3 separate regions of the Mus musculus genome follow, and all the other regions are linked to region 1. A link is a loop called in an ENCODE intact Hi-C map of the cell type or tissue named here. Cell type or tissue: heart. All regions are shown on one strand.

What was found. Peaks named below come from ENCODE experiments on the same cell type or tissue, not always from the same donor. Only the 100,000 strongest peaks of a DNase experiment are listed, where the experiment ranks them.
Region 2: it touches region 1 in a loop (6-fold over the local background); 10 of 42 quality-filtered maps call a loop at or near these places.
Region 3: it touches region 1 in a loop (6-fold over the local background); 4 of 42 quality-filtered maps call a loop at or near these places.

What each region holds. Positions count from the first base shown.
Region 1 is chr12:27,598,247-27,600,746 of GRCm38, forward strand. It overlaps Gm4166 (a long non-coding RNA gene), which reads left to right. Exons shown (of 4, transcript XR_381387.2): 1 at 1-68. Among named protein-coding and RNA genes, the nearest start is that of Gm4166, 1.3 kb to the left of the region's middle. In heart, a CTCF peak has its summit at 1,110 (motif pointing right); no DNase peak of the experiment used is centred here.
Region 2 is chr12:27,341,753-27,344,252 of GRCm38, forward strand. It overlaps Sox11 (SRY (sex determining region Y)-box 11), which reads right to left and starts at 966. Exons shown (of 1, transcript NM_009234.6): 1 at 1-966. The coding sequence starts at 656. In heart, a CTCF peak has its summit at 1,356 (motif pointing right); a DNase peak (open chromatin) is centred at 1,029; H3K4me3 peaks cover 2,500 bases; H3K27ac peaks cover 2,485 bases.
Region 3 is chr12:28,247,931-28,250,430 of GRCm38, forward strand. No RefSeq gene overlaps it. Among named protein-coding and RNA genes, the nearest start is that of Gm25564, 100 kb to the right of the region's middle. In heart, CTCF peaks have their summits at 972 and 1,177; no DNase peak of the experiment used is centred here.

The sequences.
Region 1 (2,500 bases):
GTGGAAACTACATTCAGACACTTCTGATTTCAAAGCAAACTCTGGATTCTGAGCAGAGCCTTGAGCTGGTAAGTTTCACTACCTGATTAACAAATGGAGAGGGGAATGCCTGCCACATTGCCAGGCTTAAAAAGGTGCTTCTAATCCCAGGTAGTGAGGAGGCTGAGACAGGAGGATCTTGTGTTCAAAGTGTTTCTGGACTACAAATGGAATTCAAGGCCAGAACTGATGGTTTAGTGGGACTCCATAGTAAAAGGTAAGGACCGAGGACTACTCCTAAGTACACATCTTGGTGGCAGAGCAACTGCCTAAAGGTCCCGAAGCCTGCTGTAGGTTCATCCTTGAGACCTTAGAAAAAAACATAAAGGGAGAGAGTCCCTTGTGATGTGCACTGACTTTTTCACAATGGCTATCACTGGAAACAAAGATCCTATAGCATTTTAAAGTACAAGATTCTCAAAGAAAGTTGTGAGTTCTTTTGCATGGGCTAGACAGATCTGACAGAGACCCACTGGTTATGCAGTTGAGTGAGCTCTGCAGGCTCTCTCTGTCCCGGTTCAGTGTGGTCCCCAGGGATACTGTGTTCTGTGCAAACTTCAGTTCCCACCTGTATAATAGTGCGGACGAGGTAAGGTACGGTCTAAATATCCTGGCCGTGTGTGAGTAAAATCAGTGCTACAGAGTGTATTAAATGTGCACCCTAGCAGAGCATATGCATGGAGGACTGCATTCTCCAAGTCCCTGTCTGTGAGTATCATAGTCTCTGACTTGGGGACCCCACGAAATACTCTGAGGAAGTCAGGACAACTCTCTGCCTTCCCTCTAAGGGTTCATCAGAGGTCCATATACTCAGCCAGGTTTTCATACTGACAGATCTCCGAACTCCAGTGAGAAGTCTGTATTTCATGCTGGGAACCCAAGACTTCACATCAAGATAGATGCCACGCGCTGCCATTCAACCCGCAGCTTCAAATTTTAAGTATAACAGTGGAGCCTCCTTAAAGACATCTCCTCAGCGCGTGGCGTGTGTGGTGAATGAGTGAGCAAAACCATCCTCCCCTGTCTTGTCATCTTCGCTGGACCATCCAGCTGCTTCCTCCATCCACCAGGGGGTGCTCACCCCCACTAAAAGCCAGGGTTTCTTCCAATCACTGGACAGACAGGGACCACAGCCAGGACCTTCAAAGCATCTTTCTGAAACGTTAATTGTTTGGTTGCACCAAGAGAAAAGAATTTATAAAAAGTTTTGATCTGTTTTGATTCAAATGTGGGTGCTTTTAAACATATATTTTTTTTTTTACCATAGTAACAATAGTACAGGCAAACCAAGCATTCTAGTACATCTGTGTAAGGATCGATTCACTTACAAAAAGTTTAGAAAACAGAGAAAACTCTAGTCAAAAATAAATTGTCAATATTGCAGTTATTTTCCTCTTGAATTCCCTTTCCCCAGAATAGCCTATCAAAATCACCCGTTGGCAGCCAGAAAGCGAAGCCTCCGGCTTGCTGAGTCTTGCTTATATTTCATCACAGTAAAGGACAAAATTTATTTATCAATTTATTTATCGTTTTCTTTTGAATTATCACACACTAACTGTACCCCTATGTGATAGAGTGTCTTATTTCAGTATCTGATTACAGTGACAGATTCTCCTCGGGGAACACCTTAAACAGCCAAACAAACTTCCAATGACAATTAGGGAAAAAGAAAAGAAAGAACAGCGTGCTTGTGGTTTTCAAATGCTGCTTTTTCTCCTAAAGATTTCAAATTTGCTCTTCTCTCTCCAACCGAGTTATTTACACAGTACGTTATTAACTTAAGTGAACTTGAAGGCAGACAAACTTTGTTTGATCAGGACATAACACAAAAGTCCCATTTGAAAACTTGCTTATGTGGACATTTATTTTTGAATTTCAATCTTGAACTTACAAGAAGCCAATGCATCCATTTTAAAACCATGTATGTAAACACTATGAATTTTTAAAATAGCTTTCTTTTCTTACTTTCTAATGTTGGTTCAAATAATGTGGTTTGGTATGCCTTCCTGAGACACTCTTTCCTTGTTTCAGATCTAGGCCTGTTTTGGAGAGAGAGAGAGAGAGAGAGAGAGAGAGAGAGAGAGAGAGAGAGAGAGAGAGAGAGAGAGAGAGAGAGAGAGAGAGAGATCAATTATTTTAGGTCAATTTTACTCAAGCTAGTTTTTTAAAAATTTTAATTAGGTATTTTCTTCATTTACATTTCCAATGCTATCCCAAAAGTCCCCCATACCCTCCCTCCCACTCCCCTACCCACCCACTCCCACTTCTTGGCCCTGGCATTCCCCTGTACTGAGGCACATAAAGTTTGCAAGACCAATGGGCCTCTCTTTCCACTGATGGCCGACTAGGCCATCTTCTGATACATATGCAGCTAGAGACACGAGCTCCGGGAGGTACTGGTTAGTTCATATTGTTGTTCCACCCATTCAAGCTAGTTTTCTGAAAGGAAGAAATTGCCCTA
Region 2 (2,500 bases), 260 kb before region 1:
TGCGAGTGCGCGGGCTCGTCGTCGTCGTCGTCAGCGTCCGGCTTGGGCCGTAGCTGCAGCTCGTCATCTTCGTCGTCGTCTTCATCGTCGTCGTCCAGGAAGACGCACTTGGCTGCCTTGCCCGCGGCGCAGTCCCCCGGCTGCGCCGCCTTGCCCGCGCCCGCCTTGCCCGCAGGCGCCTTGAGCTTGGCGCACTTCTTGCCGGGGCCCTTGGCTGCCTTGGCGCCCGCCGCGCTCTTGTCGGGGCTCTGGCCCGCGCTGGGCTTGGCCGCTGGGTCCGTCTTGGGCTTTTTGCGCGGCCGGTACTTGTAGTCGGGATAATCAGCCATGTGCTTGAGGCGCAGGCGCTCCGCCTCCCTGATGAACGGGATCTTCTCGCTGTCCTTCAGCATCTTCCAGCGCTTGCCCAGCCTCTTGGAGATCTCGGCGTTGTGCATGTCGGGCGACTGCTCCATGATCTTCCTGCGCTCGATCTTGGACCACACCATGAAGGCGTTCATGGGCCGTTTGATGTGGCCCGACGCCGTCTTGCACCAGTCCGGGTCGCTCTCGTCCAGGGCCACCGGGCTGCACGCCATGAACTCGCCCTCCTCGGTGTCCAGCGCGTCCCGGGGCAGGTTGCTCTCGGCTTCCGAGCTCTCGGCCTGCTGCACCATGGTCCGCGGCGGGGCTGGGCGCTCGGTCTCCTGCGCGGGCGCCCCTCCCCCTCCCGCCCCTCCACCTTCTCCGGCAAGTTGCAAAGTCCTTGGCCGCGCGCGTCCGCGGCTGCCCCCCTCCCCCCCGGCCCCGTTCCCTGCTGCGTCGGCGGCTGCGGCGGCGACCGGAGAGGAGGCGGCGGCGGCCCGGGACCCGCGCTCTCTCTCTCACTCGCTTGATTTCTCGCTCTCTCACTCCTGGCAGCCGCCGCAAGCGCCGGACCCCAAGCACTCCCAGGCGCGCGCGCTTCTTCTGCAAAAAGTTGAGGGCTCTCTCTCAACTCGTTATCAGGGTGTCATATGGGTGACATCACTACTCCCACCAGCCAATGGCTGGTCCCGACTCCGCCTATCTCCCGTTATTAACCACGGGCCCCACCTCCAGCCCCGCCTCCTGGCCAGTTTGCAAAGATGGGGGGCGGGGGGAGTTGTCTAGAAATATGTTATTTTTTCAAAAGAAATCCGCGAGTGCGCACAGCTGCGCGTGTCCCCCGGGCGGATGCAGGACGGAGCGAGAGACGCCAGCGCGGACTCAAGGGCGCGGGACGATGGACTGAACCCCAGTGCAGATGCACCCACCCGGGCACCGCGAGTGGGTGCCCCTGCTCATCCTGGGCGCGTCGCGCCCTAAACCCGCGCGCGATCGCGCTGCGCCGCTATCCAGCAGAAGGTGGCGCTTCGACACCGCGCGGCACCGTGCACGTGGGCTCATCCTCCGGTTCTTTTTCTCCCTCTTTCTAGAGCCCGGTCGCCGGGCCCTCCCTCCCCCCCTCCCCGCGCACCCGCAGGGTTTTGTCCCGTCTCTCCCCCTCTCGTTTTCCCTCCTGGATCGCGCGCATCTGCCGGTTCGGCTGGAGTAACGGTCTTCGGAGACCGCCGTGTCCGGGCGGCTCCGGAGCGGTTCGGAAAGGAGTTCACGGATTCAGGCCGGATCGGTGAAACAGCCCGGGACTCAGCATCGCCGCCCCTCCCCCACTTTCTACTCCATAGGCCTCCCCAACTCCCCGCGTCCCGCCTCCTCTGTCCATCACCTACGCCCTCCTCCCCTGCAGCTCGGTCCTGAAACCCTAGCTCTGCCTCCCAGCACGCACCTTCTGGGTCATTTGCTATTTTAACCCAACGGTACAAACCAAAGCTAAAATGAAGTGCACTCTCGTTTAAAGCGAAGATATTTCTTATTTGCCTGCTAAGGCTGCCGCTGGAGCGGTGGCTCCTGCCTACTGGTTTTGCCGGGCTCCTTGGAAACTCGCTTCTCTTTGTGTTGTCTCTTACCCACCTATGGCTCTTCTGAGGACAATGAAACGAAGCCTTTCTGCTTTCTGTTTAACGTGGCTGCTCACCCTGTTTTCCTCATACCTACCCACTGTCAGTTCTGGGGGCTGGTTCTTAAGATCTACAGCCCCTCACCCCACCCGGAGTTGCTCACCCGAGAAATCGGCCGCCCGGGACTAGTGGAATTATCTAAACATATTTCCTTTCAGGTTGGTGTACTGCACAGGGTACTACACTTCTCATCTCCCACACATCCCCACTCCGGACATAGAATGGTGCCAGGTCTTCATAGGCCATTTTATTTTTAAAAAGGGGGGAGGGGTCCCTGTATTTCACCCTTATCGTATTCACCCCAAAGAAAAGCACCGATCCAAGCACGTGTATTATTGAAGTTAACCTCAGTCTTAATAATGTTGGCATTTTATTTTAATGTTTAAGGCTATTGGAACCTAAAAAATTTACATACTGGTTAACCTGATGTCTGGAGATGTAGAAAAACCCATGTGGAGTGTAAAAATCCATCTTTGAGGCAA
Region 3 (2,500 bases), 650 kb after region 1:
CAACAAAACTTATTAAAAAAAAAAAAGATCCCTGCTCACAAAATACTCAGCCGGGCAGTGGTGGCACATGCCTTTAATTCCAGCACTTGGGAGGCAGAGGCAGTTGGATTTCCAAGTTCAAGGCTAGCCTGGTCTACAAAGTGAGTTCCAGGACAGCCAGGGCTACACAGAGAAACCCTGTCTTGAAAAACCAAAGGAAAAAAATATTACTCAGTTACTAGCATCATTATACTCCCAGACAATCTTTTAGGAATTTAAACCAGTTGAACCAGATGACCACAACTGGGAATGAAGGCCAGGGGATGAGGCACAAATTTTGTGGTACACATAGACATGGGATGAGGTGGGGGTTGGATCACCAGATTAATCCTTGGTAATCTAATTGGAGATTTGATTTGAAAAAAAAATCTAGATTCATAAATCTGCACCTATTAAGACACATACAAGAGAGAGTGGGAGTCGACAAGCGTTGTAAGTCGAGTATCTGAGGAACTTTCATTCTTGTTTTAAATGAGTCACCAAAAAGCAAAAGCCAGTGGGGAGGATGAGTGGGAAGCTGGGCAAAAATCCCAGGAAACCTGGGCTCCCTGCAGTCCAGCTGTGGCAGAAATGCAGAAGCACCAGTCCCATAGACAGGTGAGAGATGCCTTTGCACTCAAGTCACTCATGGGCCCAGTCAGGAAGTACAAGACATGGTCCTGAGAGAGGGGCCAGCAGAATTACTATTAGGGAGGCTGGGAAGGCAAGTGGGGTGAAGGGGATTAAAGCAAGTTTCAAACAAATTAAATGCAGCAATCAGTTTGAACAAAGACAGGTTCATGCACCATGTAGAGCTTGACCAGGAAAAGCTGAGATTCTCCTCAGTGATGGGGGAGAGAAATTCAAACCAAAAGAGTCTCAGAAACACCCCCTTGTGGTGAGGCAGGAAGAATTCTGACCAGGAGAGACTCAGAGATCCCCTCTAGTGGTGGAGCAGGCCAATTCTCATCAGGAAATGCTAAGAGACACCGGCCCCCCTCCTAGTGGTGAGGCAGGAAGAATTCTGACCAGGAGAGACTCAGAGACGCCCCCTAGTGGTGGTGCAGGAAAATTCTGATCTGGAAATGCTCAGAGAGACCCCTAATTATTAGAGCAGGCAACATCAGCAGAGAGAAGAGGAAAAACCACAAGAGCTTTCCATGGTAGAATGCTGGGAGCAGGCCTCCGTTTGTGAGCACCTGCTCGGCTGTTATAGAAACACAGCCCAGGTTAGACCACAGCCTGTTTTTGCACACTGGGGAAAGTCACCATCTGCTACACATCCATTCAAAGCATGGGGCAATTTGGGGCCATGCCAATAAAAGCAGCTGGGGCAGAGGTCATCAGGCTGGAACTTCTTAACATCTAGACATCATTTCTTGCTTGAAAATCTTTTGAGGCATTTTGATAGAAAATCTGAGGCGAGGCTTCGATAAGTACAGGGCATTTATACTAGATGGCTTTCAACTTCAAGTTCAGTTTTAAAGTTCTATTTTTGACCAGCAACAACTTATACTTCTTCGTCTTCTCTTTCTTCTAATTCCCCCTTTCTTCCTTTCATTTTTTACCAACTAAGGAAAATAAACTGAGAAGATGTGTCAGCGTGATGTATCTTGGTTTGTTAAGGGACTCAGGACTGGTATTGTGCAAAAACACCAGACTTTACAAGTGTGAGGATAGAATTGTGTGCGTGATTGTTTTCTCTAAATAAATATGGAAACAAGAAGTAAGAAGGGCCCAGCTACAAAGCCACAACACAAGAAGACTGGTTAAAAAAGAAAAAAAGTAGTAAAACTCCGGAGAAATGGGATGTTAGCTTTCTTTTATTTGATTTTAAGTATTTAGAAACATTTCAAATCCCCAAGGAGGCTGAGCAGTGTCCTGACAGAGAGAGGAGGTGAACATGTATTATGGCTGTGTGTCGTTATGTAAAGAGAGGCACCCAAGCTTGGCTCTCTTTTCTCTGGCTATTTGATCACATGACAGGAGATGCTGAAGAAACGTGTATTCCTAAATGCTTCCAAACTATTGCAGCTGTTTGTCCAGCTATGCGAAGTGAAGGCTGACACCAAACTTCAATGCACTCTGTGAAGCAGCAGTGTGGCTCAGTTGGTCTCCCCGCATTGGCATGCCTATGGTCATGTATAACACAGAGAAAATTAAAAATATTAATAAAGGCCAATTTATATCCCAAGAACGTTTTGCTACCCTCCCAGTGGGCATTTTATCATGTATTCTTTATTTTAAATTCAGGGTTTTGGTTTTTTTTATCTTTTTATGGGAAAAGGAGTATGCCCAGCCTGTGTGTTCTCCTAGTGACTGCATATCCTGGGCTGGATCACCACCATTGACCTTCAAACATTTTCTATTACATTAAGTCCATAAGTTTACTTTAATACCTCCTCTGCCCCTAATTACCTGGATCATTCTATACCATTCCCTACAGGAAAATGCACTGCTGAAGTTTGGATTTTTAAATTCT